Regions from separate parts of the Mus musculus genome. Here region 1 is linked to region 2. Evidence: chromatin loops called from intact Hi-C (ENCODE). Cell type or tissue: left cerebral cortex. All regions are shown on one strand. Links, peaks and the distances in the headings refer to the core of each region. The heading gives the core; the rest is flanking DNA. Region 1 holds the start of C330016L05Rik (a long non-coding RNA gene). Region 2 holds the start of Gm39280 (a long non-coding RNA gene).

The links. A loop is a pair of places that touch in the nucleus more often than their neighbours do. Peaks named below come from ENCODE experiments on the same cell type or tissue, not always from the same donor. Only the 100,000 strongest peaks of a DNase experiment are listed, where the experiment ranks them.
Region 1: a loop joins it to region 2, with 3 times the contacts of the local background. A loop is called at or near these places in 4 of 42 quality-filtered maps.

The regions. Positions count from the first base shown.
Region 1 is chr8:124,457,241-124,467,914 of GRCm38, forward strand. C330016L05Rik (a long non-coding RNA gene) reads right to left here and starts at 2,860. Exons shown (of 3, transcript XR_879349.1): 1 at 2,385-2,860. It overlaps Gm30209 (a long non-coding RNA gene), which reads right to left. Exons shown (of 3, transcript XR_388195.2): 2 at 8,250-8,293; 3 at 3,470-3,603. In left cerebral cortex, for the core only: CTCF peaks have their summits at 5,215 and 6,064; DNase peaks (open chromatin) are centred at 3,622, 5,158, 5,721, 6,120 and 1 more place; H3K27ac peaks cover 3,085 bases.
Region 2 is chr8:124,508,819-124,519,492 of GRCm38, forward strand. Gm39280 (a long non-coding RNA gene) reads right to left here and starts at 3,469. Exons shown (of 3, transcript XR_879351.3): 1 at 3,359-3,469; 2 at 1,519-1,664. In left cerebral cortex, for the core only: a CTCF peak has its summit at 6,248; DNase peaks (open chromatin) are centred at 6,298, 6,456, 7,452, 7,888 and 1 more place; H3K27ac peaks cover 2,828 bases.

The DNA.
Region 1 (10,674 bases), core at 1,203-9,202, 52 kb before region 2:
CATCACATTTGCTTTCTCCCCTTTGAGATGTGCCAGGGTCCATCCATCTTCCTGCCGGAGGAGGGGGTGACAGGAGGTGAAAGCCGTTTGGACAGAGCATCTCAAAAAGACTAAAGAAGACTGCTGAGTGTTCCTGAAGTAGCTGTGCTCACAGGACTAGCTCTGCTCAAGGAAAAGGCATTTACCCTGGGACACAGCAACATCTCCTCATCTATTTAATGGGGGGTATTCAGGCTGTGATGTGAGGGGTGTGATGTTGGGAGTACCCAGGGTGTGATGTTGGGGGTACCCAGGGTGTGATGTTGGGGGTACCCAGGGTGTGATGTGTGGGTACCCAGGGTGTGATGTGAGGGGTACCCAGGGTGTGATGTTGGCGGTACCCAGGGTGTGATGTAGGGGTACCCAGGGTGTGATGTGGGGGTACCCAGGGTGTGATGTGGGGGTACCCAGGGTAGATGTGGTGTGGCTCACTCCATCATACACCCACAAATACGACCAGCTATACTGTATAATTATCAGAGGCCATTTTCTCTCATTCCCAGAACAGCCATTGGTGCATGTCACATGATAGCCCGTGTCCCCTGAGCCTCTCACAGCATGGAAGAAAGGCTCAGTCCAAATTGTTGGGTTTACAGTTTGGAAATAAGTTAATTTTACTCTGCTGTACAATAGAAGATGTGGTGAACATGATCCTGGGCGAATGATGTTTGATCATGAGGCATAACGCTCCAATGGCCATCTATCCCCCATCATCTATCACCTATCAATATCGATCATCTACCTGTCATTTATCTACATCTATAGCCATTACATATACATAGCTGTCATTTAACTATTTAACTACCGGCTATTATTTGTCTATATTTATATATGAGATATTTATATAATCAATCATCTGTTTATAGCTATCAATTTATCTATCATCAGTATATAATATCTCTATATATCTATCATCTGTCTATGCACCAATCATCCATATCTATCAACATATTATCTATGTCATACCTATTCATAGTCATCATCATGATTAAGGGACTTTCATAAATGGGAGATTAGGATCCTGAAAATCCCATGCCTAGACAGACCCCAAGGACAGTCCCTTTCTGTCCTTCCTCCCCGTCTCCCTCTTTCGCTCTTGACTCTCCTGGGAAGCTCCTGTGAATTACATCCACGTTCATCCATGGCGCAAAGGGCAAGAACAGTCTGGAACGTCTGCTCCGTTTTGGAATTATGAGTCCAGGAATGGGTGGCAGCGTTTAAGACAGGAACATGCTCTGAGCCAGACACTTATGTACATTCAGCCATTCCTTCACGCTCCAGTCGATCATTAGTGAGCTGTTGTGAGATATTTATTAGCAGGGTGATAGTGGAGGGAGAAGCCTCCGATCATTTTGCCAAGGAGAAACCTAAGCTGGCCTATTTGTGCCACGCCCACCTTGAGACAGAGAGCGCATGCGCCTATTGTTTCCATGGCCAGCAGGTAGAGACCCTGGACCACCAGCCGTTCCCAAAGCTGGTTGTTATAAGCTGCCTCTGGTCTGTGAACTCAGGGGTCTCTGGTACCTCAGTCCAGCTTCGCTGATGGTGCCCATCAGGCCATCACATCTATTATCTGGGACACGACGACATGAGGAAAGCCCAGTGGTGGGCATCACAGGAGTCATGGAAAGAGAGCAAAGGGGAGTGCCCGAGAGGAAACACAGGAAGCCTGCAGCCTTCCCAGCCCTGCTGGTGATCAAGGGAGGCCATTGCAGAACAGAGCCATAGATCATTCTTGTGAGGGTCACATGAGCTCTGTTCCACTGTTGGCTTAGATAGAATAATAATTATTATTATTTTCTACTTTTAATATTTTCTTTTCTTTTTTTTAAAGATTTATTTTATGTATATGAGTATACTGTGGCTGTCTTCAGACACACCAGAAGAGGGCATCGGATCCTATTACAAATGGTTGTGAGCCGCCATGTGGTTGCTGGGAATTGAACTCGGGACCTCTGGAAGAGCAGTCAGTGCTCTTAACTGCTGAGCCATCTCTCCAGCCCCAGCTTCTTTCTTATTCTGGCATCTTCAGGAAGATTGGCCTCACGTTCAAGATGAAAAGTCACACGACTGACTGTGTAGAAGAGTGGAAACTTCTTTCTTGTATTAGCAATTGTAGGCAGGGCTGGGAATGAGGCTCAGTGCAGCTCAGTAGAGCTCGCCCAGCTCTGGCTTCCATCCCCAGCACTAAAACAAGTGATAGTAGTAAAACTCCTACTGATAACAATCACTGTGCACATTGATTTTTGATATGGGCAATACACAATCGATCTGGACATCTGCATATTGACCCTCAACACAGCTTTAAAAAAAAAAACAAAAACAAAAAAAAAAAACTAAGATACCTCATTAGTTACATGGTGCTTGAGACTGGGTGTCCAGTAGTCCCAGTGTGCTGTGGCAGCTCAGAAGGTCCTCAGAGAACCTCCGGTTCCTAGTCTCCCAGGAAAGCCAGGAAATGCTTGATCTGGTGTCAGCAAAGGAGTTAGGAGCAGACGCGGCAGCAATGGCCAAGTACAAAGGTCAGGTGATCTTTCTCCGCCACGCCCCTTCCACCTACCAGAAGGCACCGCCCACATTCAGGTGGGTCTTCTCACTCGGCCCAGGCAATCCGGACTCTTCTTCAGGTGATCTCCCTATCCCGGTGATTCCAATTTGTGGCAAGTTACCGTTGAAAACAATCTCAAGGGCTGGGGAGATGGCTCAGCCCGCTGTGAGCACTGACGGCTCTTCCAGAGAACCTGGATTCAATTCCTAGCACCCACGTGGTGACTCGCAGAAGTCTGTAAACCCAGCTTTAGGGGAATTGATGCCCTCTTCTAGCTTCCATGGGCACCAGGTACAAACACGGTGCGCATACATGTAGGAAAAACACCCATATACATAAAACAGACAAATCTCCAAATAAAATCAAACCGACCATGATACAAAGGAATATTGCTTAACAGTAGTAATATATGACCATAACATTGTGGTGACAGAGGTTTTGTCCTGTGCAGAAGGTTGGGGTAGAGAAGGTCCCAAAACAGTTAAAGGAGACACTGAGGGAATCAGGATAAATTACAGACTTTAACCCATAATAACATATTGATATTGGTTGTTACATTGTAGTAAATTACTGTACCAATGTAATATATTAGCAACAAAAAAATCATATTTTAAAGCACATTACTCCTAAACATGGTGCAGTAGCAACTGAGAGGAGGCAGGAGCTGGAAGGTCATGGCCACTTTCCTGCCTTCCACCCCTACGCCAGAGCATCAAGACCTTGAAGGGTATGATGGGTATCATCATCTAGAAGATGGATCTAGAAGAAACCAAGAGGCATGCTGGGTGGGTCTTGGGGGTGGGGGTGGGGGTGGGGGTGGGTTCCAGATAGGATTAAGCAATAGGGGAAGACCCTTCGAGTCCCAGAAAAGCTTACCCACTTTTGCTTGCTGGTTGTATGTCAACTCTGTTGATGGCCAGTGCAGTTGCATTCCTTCCCTGACAACTGAACACAGCTGTCCCGGTCCTCCAGTGTGGACTGCACAACAGTGGCTGTCCTGGCATCTCCCCTCCAGGCTTTCACGGACAGATTGGAGCTGCTAAAGCATCTGGCATTGGGCTGAGCAGCAAGCCTACTTCTCTGTGTCCCTAGCATGCACCAGCTGTCCCTGGACTGCCCAGCTAATGCTGTGTAAGCCAATCTAATAAACCCCCTGTAATATAGGTTCATTCTCTCGGTTTTGTACTTCTAAGTAATAAAGTGGGATTCTCTGAGATTCCCCCTAAAGAGACACCTTCCCTGTACCCCAAAAGGGGCTATCTTTAGCTGAATAGAAAAATCTACATGGTTCCCTGGTTTATTACCACTAGATCAAACTTATTTCCACTGTCTAGGGGGCAGGGAGTGGGGGGTCTCCCACTGTACCCGGGCTGATCTGGAACTGCCTCCGCCTCTCAGCGCTGGGGTCACAGGTCTGAGCTGAGCTTCTTTCTCATCACATCTAAAACACACAGGTTTAACCAGGACGATGACATTTCCCCCCAGGGGAAGCATAATTGATTCCTTTGCCACCACAAAAGGAGCCAGTTTTTCATTTATTAAGCGATTCGTGCTGACGTCGCTCGTTGGCTCTGTGTGTGTACGCTCTTGGGAGCTTTCCTTCTAATGAGTTGTGACCTGCTATTGTTTCTCAGATTAAAGAGAACACAAAATAAACCCTTTGGTGTGCATTTGTTTCTTATTAGCATAAGAGCCGCACTGTTACTGTTGAAGGATGCAATCTTTAACAATATTAAAATAGAGGATAATATCCGAAATAAGTGGCTTACAATAATTGAAAGATAAAGTTTATCCAGGAAAGCCTTTTCACAAAAGACTTGTTTATTTTAGGTGTATGAGGGTTTTGTCTGAATATGTCTGTGTACCAGGTGTCTTCTTGGTGTCCAAAGAGGCCAGACGAGGCAATCACACCCCTGAAACTGGAGTTATGGATGGTGGTGAGGCACCATGTGGGTGCTGAACATTGAACCCAGGTCCTGTGCATGCGCTCTTAGCCATCAACAAGCGCTGAGCCACCTCTCTAGTTCCATAAATGTCTATGTTGTTATCGTTGGCCTATTGCTTTTTGGGACAGGTCTTAGGTCATCTCTGGCCTCAAATCTTGTAGGAATTTTCCTTGCAAACCCCATTTCATACCAGAACCTCCTTTCCACTGTGAAAATCTCAGTTCTTCAAATAACACATTTCTGGGTTACTGGATAATGCAAGTGCAAACTGAGAGAGCTAGACTGGCCAGGAATGCCCCATCCTTTGGCCTCCACTTCCCAGGCTGGAATTATAGATGTGTCAGCGAGCCCAGCTCATGTTTTTCACCTCCTTGATTTCCCCCACGAGAAACTTAAGATTTTTTTTTTTTTAATGTTTGAGCATTGCCTGTGCCCTGGGTAGCTCTCTGTCCAACCCTACCTGTTCTCGGGGCTTGGGGGTGAGTTGGTACAGAGTCAATGACACAGACTCTGGGAGCAGGTGAGAAACATCGTAGCAAGCTCATCTGAGCACTGCTGCAAGCTCCTTTAATACCTTCCACCCACGCCCCCACTGGGCCAAAGACAGTATCTATTCTAGACAGCAATTCTTGATTGGTTGGCATTATTTGCACCAGCAATTCTTGGTCTCTCAGGCAGTCCTCAATTAGGTCCTCCTGCAGGAGATGCTTTTGCAGCTGCATGGCACCCAGCGTCCGCATAGAGGCGGCCCCGCCGTTCCTGCTATATTTGAATACACCATGTTGAACTTATCTGCCCCGTGTTCTTCCACAAAAGGTAGAAAATCCATGAGAGAACTTTCTAGAGAGGATGGGACATGTTCTATATTCTGCCCTGCTTATACAGTGGCAAAGCTCACTGAGATAACTGTTGAAAATCCTGTGTTTGTGTTAGTCATATTGGAAGGAAGAAGGAAGTGGGGACCAAACAGAGGGAAGGACAGGGGGAGGGACAGAGGGAGGAAGAAGAAAATGGTCTCATCTGAGAGTTCTGAAGGTTGCTACTGACTGAAACATTGTTGCTGCACAGAGAAGGGCTGAGAGGGGTCTGAATGCAGCCGACTGGCAGAACACAGGCTTTGTGCCCCATGAGAGACGCTGGGTTCTGACTCGGTTTGCACTTGCATGATCCAGTAACCCAGAAATGTGTTATTTGAAGAGCTCAGATTTTCAAGGTGGAAGGGAGGCTGTAGTATGAAATGGGGTTCGCAAGATTTGAAACCAGGGATGATCTATGAATTCAAGAAGCACACACACACACACACACACACATGCACATGCACACACATACACCACCCCTCCACTAACAATCAGACTCCAGCTTTTCTCCTGCAGGGAGTGAGGTGGTCTCCACAAGGGTATGCAGGTGAGGACCCCAAGTCCTGACAAGGCTGTCTTGGTGATGGATGAGACGCAAGGGAGCTGGGCGTCTGCTGCAGCCAGGGGACAGTGCAGGAGGTAATTGGAGATGTGAGTTAGTAGCCAGCCGTGGCCTGAGCGTGTGTTATTTTTAACTTCCCCACAGGAGGGAAGAGCTTTGCTCTGGTTGCCAGGGAAATTGTGTTCTGAGGGATTATATATTGGTTGCTACTTTTCAAAGTCTTGGGGGAAGCCAGGAAACTTCACAAGCCAATCTGGCTTCTGAGCTTGGACTGTCATCCTGAGAATACATGGCCATTTCTCTCTCTGTACACACACAGTGTCTTTGTGGCACCCTTGGGGATGCTGGCTATTATGTGGAAGACTCTACTGTCTTAGTAGCAAGCCCAGCAGGTAAGGTGGGTCTGCAGGAGGGCATTGGACCAGGTGGGACATCCTGGATGTGCTGGGGCTCAGGGAGTGGTGTGAACAGATCTGTGACCCTGGTTTCCCAAAGCACATTAAAGTCTTCATCAAGGCCCAGTGTGCTTCCTCTCTGGGTCATTAAGGGAAGAGTCCCAAACTGCCCTCAGCTTTGGAGACGAACCTGGGTACGTCTGGCCAAGCTGAGATGTAGCTGGGGCTGTAGCTTCCTCCTGACCTTCTCCACTCAATGGCCTTGACCTAAATCTGAAGTCAAACCCTGGTAAAATCAGTATCTCACTCAGTCATACAAAGTATACAAACCAAACACTTATTGATATAATAACTTATAAGATTATTTTCAATAATTATATGGTATACATGCAACTCCACCATGTATTAGGGGTGGCAGCACTGCGGTCCTATGAGATGCGTGTGCTTGTGAGCTTTTGCATGAATCCTGGTTGAATATTTGATGTGCAGGACACAGAAACATCTTCCATGGTTTTCAGAGTTCACCAATATTTTGATTTTAGAATTACCAATGCTGAGTGACACTTCATGTGAACATGTGATGCAAAATGGCAGAAGCACAGTAGGGCTATTTCAGAAATCACTGGAAATTCTGTCCTAACCCCAACATGTAACTATCTAGGAGTCATGGTGGGGCTCCTTTTCTCTGCCAGTTAAAGAATTAAGAGCCAGGAAAATTGTGGAGTACATTCGGCAGCAGCAGGGAAATCACAAGCTCCGCAGACAGCAGCAGGCAACAACAGGCAGCAGTGTACAGCAGCAGACAGACAGAACCAACAGTTGAAGAAAGACATTTATTGGGAATGAGGAGACATACACACACACACACACACACACACACACACACACACACACACACACCATACTCAGGAAACTGAAACATCAAGTCTGTTCTCATGGGCTGGGGTTTTTAAAGAGTTTCCCTCCCCTAAGTTAGGCTTGGTCAGTTTGAAGAAACAGTAGGAATCCTCCAAGCTCTAGTCTCCCTCTCCAGAGGTCTCTGAGCCTCTTGAGGCTCTAAGGGGAACTTAGCTGAGAAATCAGAGACCCCAGGGTACCAGCCAATAAGCTTTGAAAAAATAATTCCAGGAAGACTACACACAGTGACTAGTCCTTTCTAGAACTTTTTCTAAAAATCTCTAGCACATAGGTGTGAAATCTTGTCTCTATTTAGGGAGCCTTTGTTCCCAATTGCTCAGCTGCTCTCCCGGAACTGGGGTGGGGCCATCTTCACACAGTCCTGTCTCCTCCTCTCATCTTCTCCCCATGGCCTCTGTATGTGTGATGTAACTTGGGGCTGGGATATGGCTCCATTGGTGAGGTGCTTATCTTGCAAGCGTGAGTACCTGAGTTCAACCCCTATAGCCCAGGTAAAAAGCCAGGCAAGGTGATCCTAGCCTAGGAAAATGGAGACAGTAAGACCTGTGGGGCCCACTGGCCAGCTAGTCTAGCCTAATAGACCAGATCCAGACCAATGAGAGCCCCTGTCTCAAAGGAGGTGGGCTGTGTTCTTGAGAATGACATTTGACACATGCATGAACACACATGCACACAATACACACATGCATGCATATGCACATGAATACACACATGCATACACACATGCACACACATACACACATGTACATACATACACACATGCATGCATATGCACACACATACATGTACACACATACACACATGCATGCATATGCACACACATATACACATGCATGCACACACATGCACACACATGTACACATGTACTCACACATATGCACACACATGTATACACACACACATGCACACACAGACACACAAACTTAAAAACTTATTATAAACTCCTTTCTCCCAGGGACATGTGACTCTTCCGCTCATTCTTACCCTTCTTTGCAGACTGGGGCTGAGGGTCTAAAAGCACCAGTTTCCTGTGTGACCGCAGCACAAAGGGTGACAGAGCAAACATCATTCCTGAGGACCTCCTACCCACCGGATCCACCTCCCAGCAAAAATGTGATCCAAATAAACAAGAGGACATCTGTCCAAAACTCAAGGAGAGAGAGAGCTTCTGAGGAGGACAAAGCCACCAGACCCAGGAATGGCTACATCCCTGCCCATGTAGGAGCCATGTTCTGGCTAGTCACTTCCTGTCCAACTCAGAAAGCCCTTCCCAGGGGGCACTGTGGGTGCCTGGACTCTCACTTACCAAGACCCTTGAGGAGAGCACTGACTACGTCACTGGTTTCCATAGCCTCTGCATGATGCTGGCAATGGTCTCCACTGACTAGCTCCCTAATAAAGGGAGCTAATGTTGGATTACTCTAAACTCTGACATCCTCATCAGGTGAGCTAAAGGTCCCATCCTGTGTAAGACTGTTCCCTCTTCAGGTACAGTCTTAGACTCCCCCTTTACCCAACCAGCAGCTGCAAGTCTGGGGGCTCCCAGGACCCCCTCAGATTCAATACTGAATTTCCTAGCCTGACTCACAGATTCACCACCACGAGCTGTACTTAAGAGTCACAGCTTTGCCACAGAGGATTGGGGCTTGTTGTCAAATAGAAAAGACACAGGAGCAAAATCAAGAGGGTCCTAAGCACAGGAGCGCTGTCCTGAGTTAGGGCCGATTACTCTCCTGGTCCTCAGTAGTCCACCAAGCAGGGGGCTACTCAGAGCAGTGTGTCCACCACACCCATGACCTGGAAACCACTTGGATGGACATCAGCATCTCTCAGTGGGCCACACCCATGGTGAAGAACAAGCTCTGTCAGACATGGCACAGGCAGTCTCACAACAAGATGGAGGGTGAGAAGCTACGCACAGGGTTGTGTGAAGGACTGAGAGAGGTGAGCTCCTGTGTGTGGGAAGCGAGTTCACAAGAGGCCATACTTGCTGGCCAGTGACAAGGCCAGGCCAGCTGCCATCTGGCTGTGGCTATGGACATTTGGTTACTGTAGTAGAACTGCCATACAGCTTGTCAAACTGTGTGCAATGCAATGTGGGCATCATAATAAACCTGTTACAATTAAATAGGTGTTTTTGAGATAAAGTCTCACATAGCCCAGGCTGGCCTCAAACTTGCTACATAGCCAGAGCTAACCTTAAACTTCTAATCCTCCTGCCTCCACTTCCTGAAGACCAGGGTTTCAGGACTGTGCTATTGTGTCTAGTTTGTGTAGAGCTGGGACCTATCCAGGGCTTCCTGCATCCCAGCCAAACTCTCTCTACTAACTGAACTCCAGACCCAGACCTCAGTAAAAAAATTTTATTTTAGAAGACATGATTTAAAAACTAAGAAAAAGAGTGGAGAGCAACTAAGAGTTGCTCAGTAATTAAGAATGCAAACAGCTCCTGCAAAGGGCCTGATTTAGTCTCCTGAACCTTTGTTGGGCCACTCACAAATCCCTTAACTTAGCTCCAGAGAAATATGATGCTCTCTTGTGGTTGCATGAATGACTGCATACAGAAATCTAAACACAAAAACAAAGACACAAAAAAGAAATCTATACACATACATACATTTTATTTTAAAAGTAGGGCCTTACCATAAAGCACTGGCTGGACTGGAATGTATTAAATCCAAAAGGCTGGCCTTGAACTCTCAGAGATATGCCTGCCTCTGCCTCCCAAAGGCTGGGATTAAAAAGTACCACTACAACCTCACATAATTTTCTTAAATATTCAATAAAAATAAATAAGAAAAGCCATCCCGTTATCTTTAGCTGTGGGTGTGGTTTAGCTAGGATACAGTAGGCTTGCCTTGGTTGATGCTTAACTCCAAGAGATCCATTAGGCTTGGTTACGCAGGCCCTGTGATGAGTACAGGTCCCTTGGGGGAGATGACAGTGTCACACACAGCCCTGAAGCCACCAGCGTCTGGAGATGTAGCCTCACCTTGGCTGTGCTGTCTGCCAGAGGCATCTGGAGCAGAGCTACACAGTCACCGAGGAAGAACTCATGAATCGCTTCAACTGAACAAACCCCACCTGAGCACCCGGGATCTCAGGCAGGTGGCTGTTTCCACGTGAACAAAGAAGGCCGGTGCCAACCAAATGTAGGTGTTTGAAGGAAATGCGACTTTCTTCAGAAGCCACACACTCCCGCACCTGACAGCCTCCCTTTTTAACTGAGAAAAGGAAACGCAGGTGCAGAGAGAAAACAAAAACAAAAACAAAAACAAAAAACAAAAACTAAATAGCAAGAGGAGGGGAGGCTGGGACCTTCTGTCAGGAAGGAGAAGGCGAAGAGAGGAGGACCTGAGGGGGAGAGAACAAAGCTGTAGAACTAACTCTCCTGCAGCAGGACGCCTGC
Region 2 (10,674 bases), core at 1,858-9,857:
TATCTATCATCTATCTATCATATTTTCTGTTTTATTTTGCAGTACTGGAGATTAAACCCAAGGCTGTAAGCATGCACTTCTGAATGCTGTCTCTAGCCCTATCATCTGTCTACCTGTGGAGGGCCGGCTTGGAGGGCAGGAGCCATTAGGATGTTACTCATATGCTGTGCTATGGGAATTATGGGTCAGGCAATTTTTCCTCAGGAGGCCTGAGCCAGCATCCCTCGTCTTTGACTTCCAGTGGCACTGATTCTAAATGTCTCCAGTCTTTGCCAAAACTCTGAGGTGTGGTGGGGTGGGGGTGGGTGGGGGTGGGCACCACCCTTACCATTGAACGGAGCCAGCATGAGGGCTGTAGATAAGCAGATTGGAGGAGGGGGGTGAGATTTCAGCTGTGTGCCAAAGCAACAGCACAGGATCTGTGGGGATGTGAGAGGAGGAGCAAGCGTGGGGGTGAGCAGGGCTGATGTGGTTTTAAGGTTTGGGGCCCTGAGATGCTAGAGAAATGCAGTTGTTTACTGAGACAGGAAGGCCTAAAGGAGGAGGAATAACAAGAGGAAGCCAGGGCTCTGGCTTGTGGTATGTTAAGCCTGAGGCGTGTTTTGAAGCCACATGAAGGGGATTAGTGGGTAGCTGTCTCAGTTAGGGTTCCATTGCTGTGAAGAGACGCCATGACTGAAGCAACTCTTATAAGGACAACATTTAATTGGGGATGGCTTATAGGTTCAGAGGTTCAGTCCATTATCATCATGGTGGGAGCATGGCAGCATCCAGGCAGGCATGGTGCAGGAGGAGCTGAGAGTTCCACCTCTTGTTCTGAAGGCTGCTAGCAGAAGACTGGCTTCCAGGCAGCTAGGACAGGGTTCTTAAAGCCCACGTCCACAGTGGGCTGTGACACACCTACTCCAACAAGGCCACACCTCCAAATATTGCTGCTCCCTGGGCCAAGCATATTCAAACCACCACAGTAGCTAAATGTACCAGTCTAAGTTCTGGGGATATCCGGGCAAAGTATAAACCACAGCGGTCAAGATAGCAGTCAGAATCCTGGGATACTGCAGGTAGGAATGGTGTGCTGGTGACATTTTAAGTCGGTCTTTTCATTGTGGGTCTGTTCAGATGTGTATACACAAAGGTGCAGCATCAGCAGAGGCAGAGGTGGGTGTCTGACCCCCAGAAGCTGCAGTTGTAGGCAGGTGTGAACCACACAACAATTCTCTCAATCTCTGAGCCATCTCTCCATCCACTAAGGTGGCTGGGTTACAACTTTTGAATATGAGCTGGACCTAGCATCTGCTTCTGGAACAAGCCAGGTGAAGATGCTTTTAGACCTGGGCATGTGATGACAACTAGGATTCTCTCTGCTGACTGGATGAGAAACACTCCAGCTAGCCTTGAAGAAAAGACAGGGCCAAGTTGTCACCACAGCAGAGAGGACTCAATGCAGGGACTACAGGTCTCTTAGAGGCTGCACGTGGACCCCAGTGAACAACCAGAAAGATTCTGATCCACACATACCTGGGTGTGGGTGGAAGTGGAGTCTTCCTTGACTGAACCTGCAGATGAAGACACAGTTCAGTGTGTGATATAGTCACTTCTGTCTCTCATGAGCTCCTGAGTGGAGTGAGCCGTGAAGCTGTGTGAAGACTCCTGATATACAGCAACTAGAACAAGACATGGATGTGTGTGTAGCTTAGATTTATGTGTGTGTAGCTTAGATTTCTCAAAACCTATATTAACAAGGTTCTAAAACGCTTCGACCTCCCTTCTAGCCCACCAACCAAAGGAATGGGGAAAGAAGGTTTAATAGGACAGTGGGTTTGTGTGCCTGTTTAGAAGTTAGTTCTTTGGGGCGATTCCAATCCACCGAATCAGCCCAAGTCCATGGAAGTAGCAAGAATCGGCCGGAATACCACAAGAAGTTCTTTGGTGCGTTTAGCTCTATGAAGTGAAGACCAGGGAAGACCAGCGAAGTGTTGCAAGGTGTAGCACTGCAAGAGCATCCTCTTGCTGTCTGTGGGGTTCTATTTATACTCTTCCTAAACAGCATGTGCCCTCTCAGGCGTCTATTCTACCAAAATGCCACGTGCCCTCTCAGGTGTCTGCTTCAGCAAAACATCCTCTCCCAAGACAGCGTCAAGAAAAATATCACATGTCCCAACCAAGTTTCCAAAGAAACCAGGAATTTCCACCCCAAGTATGCATTAAAGGTGACCATTTATTACACAGCAACAGCACATGAGAACCAGAGGTCTGAGTACCCAGAGCTGAAGGTGAATCTCAAGGGAAGCCTTCAGGCAGGACCCCAGCGGGGACTGAGGTGGGGGGTAGCACCCAGGGTGGAGCCAGAAGCTATGGAGTGTTGTTAGGAAAACGGAGTCATTGCTGAGTCAATGCACAACCCTAGAGTTCATGATGCTTACTGCCACAAACACCAATGAGCAAAGATAGGAATTAAATTCTTAAGTTGTATTTCAGAGAGCTGGAGATCTGAGATGGCAATGTACCAGCACCCTAAAAACTGCCTTTCTTCTCACCTCCGGCCAGCAGGCTTTGTATGGATGGGGACAAAGGCTGTCAATCATGCCAATCATGTTACTCTTGACCCCTGGTCAGGTGGTCAGCCATGGCTCTGAGGTTCACAGGCTGGGGCTTCGTTCAATGTGTCTCCTGCACTTCACATTCATAATTGCTTCTTATTTTGTGTGCAGATGGGTTTGTATATTCCTTCTTGCTTAATCCAAGGCCACTGTGCCTTGAAATCCTCCTGCAGTGCCACCAGGGATATATACAGAGGCATTAACTCAGGACAAACAGAACTATTTACGCTGTCTATGTGCTGACTGCCTCCTATCATATGAAGAACAAATGTATTCTAAAAGCACAGTTCCTGTCCATAGCTCTTGTCTCCTCTCCTTAGGACAGATGATTTGGGGTTTGGAACTCAGAGACTGGGTTTGACCACCTCATGTTTACCAGTGATGTTAGACAATTGTTATAGAATAACACCACACAGAAGCCTGATACCTGTGCCTGGGTCAAGAAGATAATGTCTGGTGACATTTCGGCTGAGGCCAAATCTCAACGGTAACACATTTGCCCAGCATGTATAAAACCCTGGGTTCAATCCTCAGCACCACACATTGGTTCAGATTTAGCAATTATGAAGAACCGTGAGGCTGGATCCTGTTGGTTAGTAACATTAACAGGACTCACTGGCAGTCTAGACACAAGAACAGAGAAAGGAAGAAATCACTCCAAGGGGGTTCTTTTCACCCCAAGGTGGGGGAGTCACCACCTTTTAAAAGAAGCTGTTGGCTACTTTCCCATTGATGCTGGTGCTCAGCATCTCACTTACTTCTTTTTATTTAGTCCGGGACTCGAGTCCACAGGATGGTACCACACATTCGTTGGGTGCTCTTCCCACCTCCCCAAATCTTATGCAGAAACTCCTCGCATGCCCAGGGCTTTGTTGCCTAGGTGATTCCTAGAAGTTGACAATCAGTGTTAACAAACACAAGAGTGAAAATATTATTTTATCAAGATGATATTGAAAGAAATAACTTCTCCGGGATAAAATGTTCCTAGTATGATTAGGATTTTTGAAAGACACGAACAATCTCTATTCCAATGAGTTCATTTACTATACCAACCAGACTCTGAAAAATATAAATCAAAATTGCTATTTGTATTTTTTCTATTTTGTATGAAAACACGATAACTTGGTAATCCCTCAAAACAAACAAAAATTCATTTTAATTTTAAAAGACCACTATCCCATCACATGAATCAAAGCATTCCAACATTTGCCACCGAACTTTCGATATGAACCCATAAGATATGCAGAAGCTTTTAAGTTGAGGTCCTTGATCCACTTGGACTTGAGCTTTGTGCAAGGAGACAAATATGGATCTATTTTCATTTTTCTACATACAGCCAGCCAGTTAGACCAGCACCATTTATTGAAGATGCTTTCTTTTGTCCACTGTACTTTTTTTTTTTTTTTGGCTTCTTTGTCAAAGATCAAGTGTCAGTAAGTATGTGGTTTTATTTCTGAGTCTTCAATTCTATCCCAACGATCAATCTGTCTGTCTCTGTACCAATACCATGCAGTTTTTATCATTATTGCTTATTATTTTTTTTCTGTATTGCTTGAGGTTAGGTTGGTGAAGTTCTTTTATTGTTAAGAATTGTTTTTGCTATCCTGGGTTTTTTGTTTTTCTGTATGAAATTGAGAATTGTTCTTTCCATGTCTTTGAAGAACTGTGTTGGAATTTTGATGGGGATCACACACTGAATCTAATAGAAGAGAAAATGGGGAAGAGCCTCAAACTAATGGGCATGGGGAGAACTTTCCTAAACAGAACTCCAGTGGCTCGGGATCCAAGATCAAGAATTGATAAATGGGACCTCATGAAACTGAAAAGCTTCTGTAAAGCAAAGGACACTGTCAATATGACAAATCACCAACCTACAGATCAGAAAAAATCTTCACTAATCCCACACCTGATAGAGGGCTAATATCCAAAATATATAACTCAAGAAGCTACCCCCCCCCCCAAAAAAAACCAAACAACCCAATAAAAAAAATGGGATATAGAACTAAACAGAGAATTCACAACAGAGGAATCTCGAATGACCAAGAAAGCACTTAAAGAAATGTTCAAAGTCCTTAGTGATCAGGGAAATGCAAATCAAAATGACCCTGAGATTCCACCTTACACCAATCAGAATCTCTAAGATCAAAAAAACTCGGTGGTAGCAGCTGCTGGAGAGAATGTGAAGAAAGAGGAACACTCCTCCATTGCTGGTGGGGTTGCAAACTGGTACAACCACTCTGGAAATCAATCTGGAGGTTCCTCAAAAAATTGGAAATAGATCTACCTGAAGACCCAGCTATAGCACTCGTGGGCATATACCTAAAAGATGCCCCACCATGCCACAAGGGCACATGCTCCACTATGTTCATAGCAACCTTATTTGTGATAGCCTGAAGCTGGAAACAACCCAAATGTCCCACAACAGAAGAATGGATAAGAAAATGTGGTTTATTTACACAATGGAATACTATTCAGCTATTAAGAACAAGGACATCATGATTTTTTTCAGGCAAGTGGATGGAACTAGAAAATATCATCCTGAGTGAGGTATCTCAGACCCAAAAGGATATGCACGGTATGTACTCACTAGTAAGTGGCTATTAGCCAAAAGAGCTTAGAACACCCAAGATAAAATCCACAGAACTCAAAAAGGTTAACAAGTCATAGGGACCAAGTGAGGATGCTTGAATCCCAGTAGGGAGGGAGGGAGGGAACTGAGTGGGACAGTGGAGAAGGAGGGGCAGGGGGGAAAGGGCCAGCAGAATGAATGGAAATATTGGGAGGTGGGAGGTAGGGGGACCCTCTAGAATGTACCAGAGACCCAGGAGGTGAGAGACTCTCAGGACTCAAAGGAAGGGACCTTAGATGAAATGGGGATAATAATGGGGAGAGGGAACTTGTTTAACAGTCAAAAACTGACTCAGAATTGCCCCTGCCTAAAAGAACTTCAGGGACATAAATGGAGAAGAGACTGAGGGAAAGGAAGTCCTGTGACTGGTCCAAATTGGGATCCTGCTCAAGGGGAGGCTCCAAGGCCTGACACTATTACTGATGTTAGGGTGTGCTTACAGACATGGTGGCCTTCCGAGAGGCCCAACAAGCATCTGACTGAGACAGACACAGATACTTACACCCAACCATTGGTCTGAAGTCCAGGGCCCCTGTGGTTGAATTAGGGAAAGGCTGGAAGAAGCTGATGAGGAGGGAGATCCCATAGGAAGACCAGCAGTCTCAATTAACCTGGACCCCTGAGATCTCTCAGACACTGATCCACCAACCAGGCAGCATACACCAGCTGATATGAGGCCCTGACACATATACAGCAGAGAAGAAACACCTAACCTTTGAGAGACTTGAGGCCCCAGGGAATGGAGGGGGCTGGTGGGGTGAAGGAGTAGGAGAGGTAGAGGTTGGGAGGGGTGGGGACATCCTCTTGGAGATAGGGGAGAAGGGATGGGATGAAGAACTGTCAGAGGGCAGAACGAGAGGAGGATAACGACTGAACTGTGAAAAAAAAAGATTAAAGATAATAATAATAAGGAGTAAAAAAAAAAAAAAAAACCAACAACCTTTATCACTTAAAAAGAAAAGAGATGCAGAATTAAGGACTGCCAGTACTGACATTGTCCTCTAGAGGACATTTACCTAAAGTGTGGCCTCAATTCATCTTTTGGTATCAGCCCAGGGCGTGAGCTGGGGAGACCCTCACTCTGCTTGTTCTCTGGGCAGAGACTTGTTTTGTTAGTTTATGATTTATTTATTTTTGTTTCAAGGTTTTTCTCTGCAAATCCAGGCTGAACTCGAATTCACTATGTAACTCTGACTCCCAGTTTTCCTGCCTCAAACTCCTGAGTACTGAAACTAACAAGTATGTACTACCACACAAGCACCCAACCTCATCTCTGCCAGTTTTCCTGACAACCGCACATAGAACCAGAAGCTCTGAAGTGGGGCTCACGCAAATGTATCTCTGCACAATATTCTTCAGGGAGCTTGCAGGGATAGCTCAGCATGGGCACTACAGCCTATTTCAGCAGCTGTCCTGCGAATGAAGGAGGGCAGAGAGACACAGGAGTTACTGGGGAAACATACAGGGTCAAGCCAAGTCTAAGGACGAACAGCCTGCAACCCCAGCTACTTGGGAGGCTGGGGCAGGAAGATCACAAGTTCCAGGACACCTTTGCTACATAGTGAGTTCATGGTTGGCCTGGGGAAGTTAGTGCAACTTTGTTTCAAAATAAAAAACTAAAAAGGTTTTTGGAGGAGTTGGAGAATAGACTAGTAACTAAGAATGTATACTTCTCTTGCAGAGGACCCAAGTTCAGTTCCAGGGGCCAAGTCAGACAGCTCATGACACTCTGTAATTCCAGCTCCACGTAGATCTGATGTCTCTGGCCTCAGTCAGAGGATACCTGTACTCATGTGTACACACATACAGTCACAATTAAAAATAAACTACTTTAAAAGAAAAGACTGAGGCTATAGATAGTTTGGTGATACAGCACATAAGTTCATGGGAGCCTTCATTTAATCCCCAGTGCTTGAATTGGTTGAAGACCTGGTAGGATCCAAGAAAGACTTTTAACAAAGGAATTGGATGCATCCTCACAAGCTCCCCAAGTCTTTGTAGACATGGGAGCTGAGAGTGATCGTCCTCCCCATAACAACCCCATGTGGTGGTGAATAGGTATGGCCCCCATAGATTCATGTGTTTAAATTCTTGGCCATAGGGAGTGGCATATTAGGAGGTGTGGCCTTATTGGAGGAGATGTAGCCTTGTTAGATAAAGAGTGTCTCTGGAGGTGGGGCTTTGAGGTTTTAAATGCTCAACATGTGCTCAACGTGAAACACATCCAGTCTCCTTCCAGCTGCCTTCATATCAAGATGTAGAACTCTCAGCTCCTCCAGCACTATGTCTGCCTGCATGCTACCATGCTTCCCACCATAACGATAATGGACTGAACTTCTGACCCTGTAAGCCAGCCCCAATTAAATGTTGTCCTTATAAAACTCACCTTGGTCATGGTGTCTGTTCACAGCAGTAAAACCCTAACTATGACACCCCACTTTGCCTGATTTCCTCTAAGGATATTGAGGTCAGGCTACACACTCAGTCTTTGGGGGTGGGTAAACAATCCCTTTAAAATTGGAAAATCCTTTGTCATCAGCAGTGAGCCAGCCTCTGAGTTCGTTCTGTGTGGTCATGGCCAAAGAAAATGCCCACATGAGTTTCCTGAGTGTGATATTTCACTTTGCAGTTTTTGAGTGTTCAGTCGCAAACCTGCCAAAAACGGGAAGCCTATAAATAGGGCAGAGTGGGAAGAAAGAAATGGGACTTGTCACAATACCACTGGAAGTAGGGAACCAAGAATTTTCCAGAGATGGCAAGTCAAAACAGGGTGGCTGTTTACATAGAAATCAAGTAGCAGGTGCGTGCTTCGTAAGAGAGGAAGAGACCGAGGAGCAGAGGAGACCTATCAAGACAGGAAATGGGTCAGCATAAAGTCTCCTGAGGAATGATGTAGATCAGAGATGGGACAGGAGACATGAGAGAAATGTCAGCCACTTACTGGGTTGCCACTGCTCGGTTAACTTCCTATTTGTGTCCTAATTACTCTTTCTTCAAGTGCAATGAGAGAGGCCTCACTATTACTAGAGATTGTGTTGTGTTCATTAATCTTCTTGTTGCTGTGGCCAAATATGAAATAATAAATAACTAAAGGAGGAGCTTTGAGTGTTCAGCCCATCTTGACAGGGAAGGTAGGGCGGCAGGAGCCTAGAGCAGCTGTCACATGACATCCACAGTCAGGAAGCAGAGAGAGATGAATGGTGCCACTCACTATTCCCTCGGGGTGGCTGAACCTCAGTTAAATGTCTCTGGAAACTGCCACAGACAGGCCTGGAGGCGGGTCTGGTAGGAGATTGCAAATCTAGAATTAACCACGCACTTAAATATGAAGAAAGAGATGTAAAGAGTAGGTACCAGGAAGTGGGAGGCTGGCATGGCCACCTCATAGCTGCTCACAGGCAAGAGGAATAAGGACAAACAGCAGAGTTGCAGGCAGCTCTGGAGAGGGCTGTCCACCAACCTCTGAGGAGGTGCCGTATGCACTGTGTAACACGGCAGAGAATGGTCATGCCAGTCAAGTGTCGGCTGAGTGGATGTCAAGACCATGCTCTTGGGCAGGTCTTGTCTCCATCCTCTCCCGCTGCCGTCGGGATTCTTAAGCACCAAAGTTGATCTGCTGCTCCTGCTGGGGTGTTGTGTTGAGACAGAATGACAGTCCATGTGATGGGTTCTAGGCTGCTCCCTACCAAATTCTGGGGAGAGAACAGACGCCAGGACCCTGGTCCACTCTCCTCTGTCATTTGTTTTAGTTAGGGTTTCTATTGCTGCAATGAAACACCATGACCAAAAAAAAATCTTGGGGAGAAAATGGTGTATGTCACTCACAGCTCGGTATAACAGTTTATCATCAAAGAAAGTCAGGGTAGGAACTCAGACAGGACAGAAACCTGGAGGCAGGAGCTGATGCGGAGGCCATGGAGGGTGCTGCTTACTGGCTTGTTTCTCATGGCTTGCTCAGCCTGTTTTCTTTTAGAACCCAGGACCACCAGCCCAGGGATGGCACTGCTCATAATGGGCTGGGCCCCACTGATCACTAATTGAGACAATGCCTTAGAGCTGGATCTCACGGAGGCATTTCCTCAGATGAGGCTCGTTTCTCACTGGTGACTCTAGCTTGGGTCAGGTTGACACAAAACCAGCTGACCCCTTTTCAACTTGATACACATCACTAAGCCACGACCCTTCATTTATTATTCATCCCCAGGATCTCACATTGAAAACATAAATAACTTTAAATGTCCCGCAGTCTTCACAAATTCCAACATTAAGACTTCAGTCCCTTTAAAATATCTGATCTCTTTTAAAATTCAAAGTCTTCTAAAATTCCAAGTCTCTCCACTGTGGTCTCCAGTAAAACACTTTCTTACTTCAAGGGGAAAAAATCAGTCATAATCAAAACAAAGCAAAATTAAACTCCAATTGTACCATGTCTGGGATCCAATCACGATTTTCTGGACTCCCCCAAGTGGCTTGGTTAGCTCCTCCAGCTCTGTCCTCTGTAACACACACACACACACACACACACACACACACACACACACACTGTCTTGTAGGTTTTGGCTGGCTCCACTCCACTGCTGCTGCTGTTCTTGGTTGTCCTTCCATGGTACTGGCATCTCCAAAATGCTGGGGTCTCTGCTATAACTGGGCTGTATTTTGACCAATAACCTGTTGGTACCTCATGGTTCCAAGTCTCAACTTCAACTGCCACTGATGCTACACCTTCAATAATGGCCTCTCCTGGCCTCTCACAATGCTAAGCCTCAGCTGCTCTCCATGACCCCTTCATGTCTTTAAAACCAGTACCACCTGAGTGACTCCTATACATTACCAAATCCAACTGCCAGCATGAGGTACGGTACGACCTTGGCCACCTCTAGAACACAGCTTCTCTGTGCTCTCAGAAAATGCTTCCCAAAAACTTTCACCTCAGGGATACTGGTCTCTTCTTAATCATCACTGATTTCTTAACTCCAGATAACCAGCATCAATAGTCCCAGTCAGAAAGGTTTCACTTCGGTAGTTCTGGTATCTTATTAATCATAGCTGATTCTTCAGCCCTAGCTAACCAGAACCATAGACTTAAATCAAAGTCGCCAACAGCCCTGATAGTCTTTAAACTTCCTTCTGAAACTTCACCAGCCAGACCCCTCCATCTTCTGCCTGCTTTCACCATTCTTATCTTCCAAGCGTCTACAGAACATTCCACTGAGCTCTTAATATTCAATGATTCTTCTAGCACAAAGTTCCAAAGTCCTCCCACAATCCTCCCCAAAACATCACTGAAGTCAGGTCTGTCACAGCAATACCCCATTCCCGGTACCAATTTGTCTCAGTTAGGGTACCAGGCTAACTATGGCTGCAACAAAACACCATGTCTTAGTTAGGGTTTCTATGGCTTCAACAAAACACAATGATCAAAAAGCAAGTTGAGGAGGAAAAGGT